Linked DNA regions of Mus musculus: region 2 is linked to region 1. Evidence: chromatin loops called from intact Hi-C (ENCODE). Cell type or tissue: gastrocnemius. All regions are shown on one strand. Links, peaks and the distances in the headings refer to the core of each region. The heading gives the core; the rest is flanking DNA. Region 1 overlaps Gm26544 (a long non-coding RNA gene). Region 2 holds the start of Gm31384 (a long non-coding RNA gene).

Region 1 (5,390 bases), core at 110-5,109:
ACCTACAAAACTTCTGGATCCTCTTTTACCATGGCTACTTTTCGATACGATGTACAGTGGAACATTCCTGATTGCCCCTGATAGACCCACAGAAGAACACAGTCTCCAACTTCAGCTGATTAAAATTCTGGGGGAAAAAAAAGGCTGTTTCTTTGTTCCTGCATGTGGTTTCATTTTAGGCTTTCTGAGAAAATTCCTTGAGAGGGAGGGGGGAAAATCCCACTTTGGGTTCTATAACATGTCTGCTGAGATAGAGCACTGTAGGGAATGGTACAAGGCTAACGTTGGCTGGGAGAACTGGGCACTCTATTGCCGTTTCTCACTCTGAGATGCAGAGATAGCTGACTGCATCTCTAAGTGTTTCCTTCCATCCTCCATACCTCCTTAAGGACTTAAGGAGCCATTTCCTTCCTAGGTTGAAGTCTTTCCATGTGTCTATTTACTACTCGGTTAAGTGTCATTGCATGTGTTTTATCTGGCTAATGTAGTTTCAGTGTACAACTGATGTATTAGTGCTTAATAGCTATGAGATCAAAATCAGCTCCGATAGGGAGACCTGGTCAAGTTCTATGACCTCTATGAACCATGGTGTCTTTAAAGAGGGCTTGTTGATTCTGCTCGCATGGTGATGAGAAAATACATGTCTTCGAGATACACAAATGATGATTTCATTGTATTGAAGTGTATTTTTAAAAGATTTATTGTTTTATTCGTGTGTGTGTGTGTGTGTGTGTGTGTGTGTGTGTACACGCGAGTGCTACATGTGTGCAGGTGCCCACAAAGGCCAGAAGAGGGCCTCAGACCCCTTCAAGTTGGAAACTCATGAACTTGTGAGTGGCCCAACATGGGTGCTGGGAATTGTACTCAGGCTCTCTAAAACAAGTTCTCTTAGCCCTTCATCTATTTCTCCAGCCCTGAAATTTATTTTAGATGCTATTTTGGAGAGTCTTTAGGTTCACAGAAACGTTGTGAGGAAGGAGATATCCCGCACACTCTGCTCAGGCACAGCCCCCTCCATAACAACACTAAGACAGACTGCCGCCATGTTAAACAACACTAAGACTGCCGCCATGTTAAACAACACTAAGACTGCCGCCATGTTAAAATGTATTTCTACTCCCAGACTTCATAACTTCTACTTTCTTTTCCTTAAAAAACATTTTATCTCTTGTCTGTGGTGAAATAAAATTACCCTTTAGCCATTTGAAAGTTGTTTTCTGTTTCAACAAAATGTCGCCCTGGCCATCCTGAAACTCCCTCATAGACCAGGCTGGCCTCAGACAGAGGTCTTCTGTCCCTGCCTCCTGATTAAAGGCTGGGATTAAAGGCGTGCACCACCTCACCCAGCCATGTGTTCTGGCTTTGCTCTTTAGGTGTTTTGCTTGAACATACTAATTTCCTCTATATAAGCACCTTACAGTTGTATCTCCTTTTCTTGTTTTAAAAAATGTAATTTTTTTGTCTTTTATTGCCACAGTATTTTCTTGATTTTAATTTCAATTCTATTTAAATGTTTTTGAAATTTTGGTTTTTTATTACTATTTTCATTGTTTTGCTTCTTCTCCTAGATAGAAATATGTTTTAATAAGTTCTTCAGTCTATGATTTATTTCCATGTGAGGTAGTTTTAAAAGGTGTCTATGATTATTGTAACTTCCTACTAAGTCTCAAAATGGATAGCATTAGCCCTCTGACTTTGTTACTTCTTGCAAAACCATTTTATACTTCCATAAAAAGTTTAGAATCAACACCTCCTTGGTTTTAACAAACCACCTGCTGAGATTTTTATTGAAATTCAACTTAAGTCATTCAGGACAAACTGACATCTTAATACACATGCAGACTAATGGATAACATAGATCTTTCCGTTTCATTATATCTTTTCAAAAATATAATTTCTCAGCAATGTTTTATAGTTTTCCATCTATAGGGCTTTTGTATCTTGGTAAGATTCATACCTAATATAACAGTTTTATGATATTGCAAATGGTTTTCTTTTTCTATATTAATCCCAATTATTCATTTCCAGTGTACGGAAACAGAAACAAAGTTAATTTTTGTACATTGATCTTACCACAACCCCATAGCTCCCACTCATTTGCTCTATTTTCACATTGCATAGAATTTTCTACATCGATTATGATGTCATGCATGAATAAAAATAACTTTACTTCTTTCAAATGTGTCTAACTTCTTACCCCTTCTTGTTCCTCAGTTTATTGACAGAGACCTCTATTTTAATGTGGAATAAAAATAATGAAAATATATGTCTTAGTTTTTTTTCTGATGTTATAGGAAAATTACATATATTTCATTACTAATTATGATGCTAACCTTAAGTTAGGGAGATTTCCTCAATGTTTTCATTTAATTTAGGAATATATGTAGAGGGTGCCACGAACATTTTTCATCTTTAGTTTTTAATATGATCAATTAGGGTATTTAATCTGTAATGTTAAGTCAATTTGGAATTTCAGGGAAGAGCACAAAGTACTGTCTTTTATATCTTGTTGATGTGATCTGTTATGTATGTTTATGAGAGACATTGTCTATGGCTTTCCTTTTCACAGTGTGTATAGACTTTTCTCTTAATGCCAGGGTCATGCTGGCTTTCTACAACAAGTTAATTGTAAACTGCTTGCCTCTCCAGTTTTCAGGAAGAGTGTAAAATTGTGTAAATTTGTATAAAATTGATACCATTTTTTTAAAAGATACTTTGGACCAAATGGCTTCTTTACAGATTTTTTATTTATCTGTTTCTCCTTCATGAGTATTTGGCTGTTCACATCTTACAAGATATTTGTTGTTTTCCATCTAAACTATCAAATGTATTGGCTGTGAAGTTGTTTATGCTAGTCTTTCAGTGTTTTCTTAAACTGTACCCTCTGTAACACTGTAGATACTACACTATAAAAACTGCCCAAGTACCATCAAATGATATCTTAATGTTTATTCCATTTAAAACATTTTATTTTCTTTCTCATCAATTTTTTTCTGTGACCAGTTGAGTAATAAGAAGTAAAATATAAGTTCCCAGGCATTTGAGAATCTTGTAGGTATCTTACCAATTCCTAATTTATTTGTTCTTTGGTTCAAAAGGATAGTTAAAATGATTTGAATAATTTTAAATTAATTTGCATCTGTTTAATTATCTAAAATATAGTGTCTATTGGTAAAGTCCATGTATTACAAATATGGAGAAGATCAAGGGTTGTTCCAGTCTTTTCTATTTCTACTTGTTTACTTGTGTCTATTCTTGGTTGGGGACTACAGAACCATCTGAGTGTAATTGCGCAGTCGGGTGTCCTTCAGTTCTTAGCTTCATTGCACCCTAGACATTGGAAGGTGCTGGGCCTCTTTATTAATTACTCTTTTCCTGGAGGTGAAGTGACTTTCTGTATTGCGTGTAGCATTCCTTTTTCTGAAATCTGCTTTGGCTGACTTTCTCTGGAAGCTTATTTTCCTGCTAACGTTACTTCTAGTTTGTGTTCTCTTACTTTCAATGTTTTCTTTTATGTTTATGGCAGCCTTCTTGATTACGGTACACAACTGACACATGTTCTAAAGCAAATTGTCTTTGGTAATTTTAAGCCTATAGGCATGTGTCAGGCTTAAAGACTTTTTGTAGTCCTTCACCAGATGCCATATCGTGCAACCTTAAATCAATGAGTTAAAATTAAGCAATTACTTTGGGGCCTGTTTGCTTATGATTGTACCCAAATTCAATAATTATTATTTTTAAAATATTATTCTATTTCATTTCTCTCCTTTTCTACAGAAGCACTCTTTCACATACATATTCATTAAGCTGTTCCAAGTTTCCCTTCTGTTTACTGGATCTTCGTTTACATCTTTTTAGTTTTCTCCCTCTTCTGAGCTTCATTTTGGAAACGTTTTTTGTTCAGTGTCCTCTAGTTAGTTCCTTATCCTCTCCTCCCCCTCCCCCGCCATCCCACCCCCACCCCACACAGGGTCTAACCACCTCTAATCCCATCAGGCATGTTCCACACTGCCATTCATTGCAAACTTCATCCCATTGAGTGGTTACTGGATTTGTTTTACAATTTTTGTATCTCAGCTTGGCATGTTAATTTTTTTCTCAAGCTTAAACACAAACACAAATATACACACACACACACACACACACACACACACACACACACACACGGAGGAAAGGGCTGGGAGATGGTTTCACGGGTAAAAGCACTCGGGTCACACTAGTGAACACCCGAGTTCAAGTTCTCAGAACCCGGGTAAGAGCCAGGCATTGTTGTAGACACCTGTAATTCTAGTGCTGGGCGTAGGTGTGGGGGTGGGTCCCAGGCACTTGCTGGCCACTCAGCTTAGACAAAATGGGTTTTGAGGGACTGTGTGCACAAGTAAGGTGAATAGAGAACGAGGAATCCTGCTGTCAATTCTGACTTCCACGGGTGCATGGGTATGCTACACACAAAAGAGAAATTTAAACAAAACGTGGGGAAGATGCTGTGGCGTTCTGGACAGCAGTTCATCCTCCCAGGGCAAAGGATAAGCAAGATTACCGTCTAGCATGGTGCGCTTCTTTTTACATCACTTTGCAGAGCCTGGGTGAACCAAGACTCAGGAGCTAAGTGAACTAAATGTTGATCCTTGCCCATTGCTATGTTTGTCCCTGGCCCAGAAGTTATGTGTTCTCTTCCAGTGTCTGTGACCCATGCAGACTGATTACTGGCTTACAGGGGAAATTTCATACCCTTCATCACTCTTCACGGAAGGGTTCTGTGTCAATATAGGCATTCATTAAAAGAAAGTTCGTCTGTGTTTTGTATTAACTTCACTGTGTAGATAAGGGACCTCTTAGGTTGAATGCGTTTCTGTTAGGTTACTATCTTTATTTATGTCTGAGGGCTGGAGTTGGAAGTCTTCCAGGAAGGCGATCAGAAAGGAAAGATGGATATAAAGTTAGCACAGCAAGGTCAGACTGGAGCACACGGGCATGCGTTATGATCCACTGTGATAGACTGGATTTGATGTCAGCCTTACTGCCCTCAACCTTGAAGCAATGAGAAGCTGGACCAGGAGTCAGAGAAGGTGAGAAAGGTACCAAATGAAGCGTGATTATTTTCCTATCTGCGAAGTATGTCCATAAAGGGACACAAAAGCATGCGTATAAGAAGTTCCTAGTCATACCTTGTGTTCTCAGCTTTGTGATGATGATCATGGTGATGATGGTGATGGTGGTGATGATTTAGATGCTGTTTCTCATTCTTTCTCTAGTAATACTTAAAAGAAAGAAAAGCACAACGACACAGTCTTTAACTTCAAATGGAAATACAAAGAAAGGAATTATTCTTGAGAACATAATTTATCCTGTCCTAATGTACATATTCTGGAGTCACTTCCACCATAGCC
Region 2 (5,390 bases), core at 228-5,227, 62 kb after region 1:
TGCTCACATCACAATCACAGTCAAGAGAAATAACTGAATGACACTTGCTTGGCTGTGCTTAGCTTGACCTCCTGACTTGTGTATGCTTCAGGACACGCAAACCCTCCCTGGAATAATGCCTTCCACAGTAGGCTAGGTCCTCGGGTATCAGTTACTTAGCAAAACCCTACAGATAAGCTTACAAACCTAAGATACATGAATGTTGCTTGATGGGTATAGAAGATTCTCTCAAAGCTTTTGAATTGGGGTGTTTTTGGAGTAGTACTCACGTAATATCTGTAAAGAAGATATGTGTGAGATAAGAGATTGGGCCAGCAGAAATGGTTTCTCATATAAAGAAAAAAAAGTAGCTGTGGTACGGAGGGACATGATTATAACCCCAGCATAGGCTGAGGCAGGAGAAAATTGAGTTTAAGGACAGTTGGAGCTGTAAAGAGAGTTCTATGCTAGACTGGGGTACACAGTGAGATTCTGTCTCAAGGGAGAATAAGAAGAAGTAGTGCTGGCTTTAGTTGTAGTTGAGGGGAGCAGGGAGCATAAGTAGAGAGTGCAAAAAAAAAATCAAGAGTGTTAATCTAAGTACATATTGCCAGATTGACCCCACGAAAAACATTCATTCACATCTTTACCCAGGATGTGACAGAGCAGGCTGAGAACAGCCAACAAACACTACTAAAACCCACTTGCTGAAGGTGGCTTCAAAACAAGGGGAATCTTGGTGAGGAAATCTGAAGCGCTTGCAACGGAAAGCACTTGTTCTTCGCATGACTGCTCTCATCAGTTAGGCGCAAGCCTGAAGAAAGTTAAAATAATATTTGAATCTCAGCTGGTGAAGACTTACCCACTGAAGAGATCAGGAGTAGGCAAGATCTCAGAGAGGTGCAAGGAAGAACTCTGCAAGGTTCACGGTGTTGGATGCTGAGAGGCAGCAATGTAAAGATTGAAGAGTGGCCAAGTAGTCAGAATCAAGGCATCTGGCTTACAGATTTATCTATTCCTGTCAAAATCAGAAGACAGGATATGATCTTTTAAACACGTGGTAGTAAGAATGAAATCTTGTAATCATTAGTGAAGCTTGGAAAGATGGAGTTCAAAGTTCTAATATAATGAAGGATTATTTTCAAACGTTTTGATAGATCACTTCATACAGCCCAAGACATCATTGACATGATGGACAAGCCTGTCAAAGAAGATGCATGGCGTTTAAGGCAGAGCGATCACAGCCAACACTCAAAGGAGTACCACGTGAACAGTGTCCGATTTCATGAGAACAGAAGTAGCCCCTGATACAGGCTTACCAAAAATTTAAGCTATTATGAGAATAATTCATTTCCTCTCGCGTTTATCCAAGGAAGTGAGACAAACCCAGCCTTTCCTTTAGGTCACTCCAGGAATTCCATAGAAAGGGCTTGAGATGTAAACTGGTTCCTGAAAGAGAATGTGTTACTCCCAGTGAAGGGATGAAGAAGAACCTTATAGTCAACATTTCAAGTTAGAAGTGGGTAGATCCATCCTTTTGCTGGTAAAGAAAGTCCTTGCAGATAAAAGAAAACACTTCCTTTGGGGAGACAGGAATTCCTTGAGCCCAGAATACTAAACCCTGAGAAAGGCAGAGACAGATGATTGGGGCTTGGAACTCTCTCTCTCTCTCTCTCTCTCTCTCTCTCTCTCTCTCACACACACACACACACACACACACACACACACACACACTGTTTATTTTATCTTATCTCCTCTGTATAGCCAAGTTTCTACTTTCAGATGAGAGTCTCCATGAGATGTAAGAGTGGGTCTAGTTTATGGAAGCGCTTAGCTTTCTGGCCTGCGAAGAAAGACATTCCTTTCCTTTTATGAAATCCTTAAGGCAGGAAGATGGATATTCCAGGCTACTTCCTTTACTATTCTTCTAAGTAGACTCTTCCCGTCTGAGACATGCCCATGCTGGGAAGGGTACCTGGTCCCATGGAAATGATAACCAGGTGTCTCTTTATGTTTGTACCAATGGCACAAACCAGGGATTGTAAGTCGCTATAAGTGATGAGTTTAATCTTACAGGAGGCTGCGAGCTACTCTCTAGCTATGTTCTCAGCACAATCAGAAGTTAGTCAAGTTCTAGGACAGAGCATATCAGAGACAGAAGGTGGATGTGAGGACATTAGAAAAAAGAATTAATGAAACCTGGTGATAGATTCAACCTAGAAAACAAGGGAGACGATAAGAGAAGTAGAAGAAACATCTAAGGGCCCCAGATCTGGAATCTGACAAAGGCAAATAGGAGATAATAGTAACAAGGTAGATAGTAAGCATGGTCCAATGACAGCCAGCCCCTGGATTGTATGAACAAAGATGTCAGTTTTGTAGATAAATTCAGAGACTGGAGTGAGGATTTTAAAAAAAAACAGATGAGCTATAATCAGCAAATTACAGGCAAAAATTTTTATACCATTTGCCTCAGTGAAACTGATCAAACAGCAGACCTTTGACAGCAAAGAGGCCACTGGGGAGCTTTGCCAAGTACTGTCAAGACAGCTAGGTGCTTTGTAGTCATGATTTTGGGAGTGAGAGGCAGGTGAGGAAATAGAAAATATGCATGAACGTGTGTGAAAAGTGTGTTTATGAAAATGTTGACACCACGTGTGTGCAATGCCAAGAAAGGCCAGAGGAGGGCAGCAGCTCCCGTAGAACTGTAGTGACAGATGGTCCTTAGCCACCGGTGGGTGCTGGGGACTAAACCACAGTCCTCAGGAAGAGCAGCTGGTGCTCTTCACCACTGAGTTATCTCCCAGGCCCAACTAAAGCGTTGCTTCATATGACCTAGAAATAAGCCATTTGCCAGATACACATTTGAGAATAAATTCTCCCAGTCTCTGCCGTACACTTCTGCTTTGTTAGTGTTTTATTGTGAGATGAAATTCTTAATATTCATAGACTACAACAAATTTTCTTTATGACTATTGCTTTTAGAGTCCTAAGAGGCCTTTGTGTTCCTAAAAGTCACAGAGATGCTTCCAATGTTTTATTCCCAGTAGGTTTCTAGAGTATTAAGCATTTTAGTTCAGTCCTGTCAGCCATCTCAGATATTTATGGATCATGTATCATAGCAGTTAAGATTTGTTTGTTTGATTGTTTTTTTGTTTTTTGAGATAGGGTTTCTCTGTATAGCCCTGGCTGTCCTGGAACTCACTCTGTAGACCAGGCTGGCCTCGAACTCAGAAATCTACCTGCCTCTGCCTCCCGAGTGCTGGGTTTAAAGGCATGTGCCACCACGCCCAGATTTATGTTTTTATCTATATAAATTTCTCAATGTTACAGTAACATGTGTTGGGAGGGGGAATGTCTTTCTCCATTGGATTGGATTGGTGACTTGTCAAAATTCAATTGACATTTTAAAAATAATCCATTTCTTATTTTTCTCTTCTTTACCCAGTTCCACTGATGCATTTATATTTTCAACAGTACTACTTTTATTACATGGTATTTTAATAAGATAATAAGTTTTGAAATCTGTATAGCTACTATTTTATTCCTAAGATTTATATGCTAAGTTTTGTGTATTTGCACATAAGTTTTAGATTCAGCTGATCAGTTTCTACCAAATTAAGAATGAGCTTGCTTAGAATTTAAGAGATTTCCATGAATATTCACCTCAGTGTAGGGAACTACAATCTGTTAACGACATTCAGTCTTCCAATCCACGGACCCAGAGATACAAAAAATATTTGTTTTAATACAAACTGAATCTAGCACATGTGAAAATAAAATATTTGTTTAGTACTTCAGTTCTATTAGTTTTTGCTTTATGTTGCTTTGAAACTCTGTTGTTATGAACATATACATTAGAGATGTTGGGTTTTCTTAGCTAATTGATCTTTTTATCAGTATGAAATGCCCTCATCTCTGGTGACATCCCTTGTTCTAATGACTCTTTTCTTTTTTCTTCTTAAAGATTAATTTTATTTTCAATCATGAGTGTATGAGTGTGGGTATGTCCACATGTGAGGGCAGGTCTCTGTGGCATCCAAAGGAGGGTTTCGGAGCCCCTGGAGCTGGAGTTACAGACAATTCTTAGTGCCCTGACTTGGGTGCTGGGAGCTGGCTCAGTGTCCTCTGGAAGAGAACTACAATATTAATCCATAAACCATCTCTGCAACCTCTTGAAAACTTTTCTTGGGCATTAATAGAAGACTGGTAAAATATACTACACTTTCCTATTTTGGTGCAGTTTTCTGACCTTTCTTTTTAAACATCCTTATATTTAAATTTTGTGTCTTCTAAAATGTGTGGCTTAGAGCTCAAAAGGCTATCTGCCTTTTAACATAGCTTTTCATTGTAAGTCACTTAAGTTTTGGAATGCTTAAATGGATTTAAATCCATTTATTATTTGGTGTTTGCCTTGCTGCTTTCTTTTTTATTTCCTTTGTCTTTTCTTGAGCTGAACAACCTCTCCATTATCATGGTAATTTGTAGTTTGTCTAGAAATTTCAATAGGCACCCTCAGTCTGTCAGCCTATATAGATTTACTATCTCACTTTTGCGTTATGACCTATGCTAAAGTTGCCATGCCTTTTACTGCTACAGTGTTTTGAGCCTCAAATGCACCTTAAATATTTTAAGTCAAATATCTTTTACAGAAATTAAGAAAAGACAAATTTTGCATTTACAAAAATATCTAAAGATTTTTAAACTTCCTTCCTTCCCATCCAGATTTCTGTTCTGCGTTATTTCCTTTCAAACTGAACTTCCTCTGATACGTCTTCCCTCTGATACGTCTTCCCATACACAGAAACTGACAACATAGTGGCTCTGTTCTTGATTATCTAAAGATGCTCTCTGTGTTTTCCTTTTTAAAAACTTGTCTCTTTAAATATTTTCTTTGAAGTAGAATTCATAAGCCAGACAACTTTAACTGCTGTAAGTGCACAGTTCGGTTTCACTAAACACGTGTGGGATGCTGTGCAACCATTGCTGCTATTAATTTTCTGAACATCTCAGCACACCCAACCCCCCCCCCTATAAGCAAGCAGTAAGCTATACCTTGCCATTCCACCGTTCCTTTCAACCCATGATAAACTCAAATATGTTTCTTTCTCTACTCTAAAATTCTCCTATATGTAGAACCATACAGTAGTTGTTTTTCTTTATTTTAAGTTATTTTATTAAATATATATTTTTAAATTTCTTCCATACTATAAATTTATTATTCCTTTTTATACAAGCAAATTGAGCCAGCCACATGTGGCAGTATATGTACGCAACCCAGTTATGTAGGAAACAGATGCAGACAGATCTCTGTGAGTTCAAGTTTAGCTGGGTGTATGTAGCAAGTTCCAGGTCATCCAGTGCTACACAGGAAGACCCTGTTTGTTAAGAGGATTGTATGACTAAACCAT

The links. Hi-C counts contacts between places; a loop is a spot of excess contacts. Peaks named below come from ENCODE experiments on the same cell type or tissue, not always from the same donor. Only the 100,000 strongest peaks of a DNase experiment are listed, where the experiment ranks them.
Region 2: a loop joins it to region 1, with 7 times the contacts of the local background. A loop is called at or near these places in 3 of 42 quality-filtered maps.

The regions. Positions count from the first base shown.
Region 1 is chr3:116,150,567-116,155,956 of GRCm38, reverse strand. Gm26544 (a long non-coding RNA gene) reads right to left here. Exons shown (of 6, transcript XR_375975.2): 1 at 5,169-5,390. Among named protein-coding and RNA genes, the nearest start is that of Gm26544, 2.8 kb to the right of the region's middle. In gastrocnemius, for the core only: no CTCF peak of the experiment used is centred there; no DNase peak of the experiment used is centred there.
Region 2 is chr3:116,089,160-116,094,549 of GRCm38, reverse strand. Gm31384 (a long non-coding RNA gene) reads right to left here and starts at 957. Exons shown (of 3, transcript XR_375970.2): 1 at 842-957. In gastrocnemius, for the core only: no CTCF peak of the experiment used is centred there; a DNase peak (open chromatin) is centred at 2,659.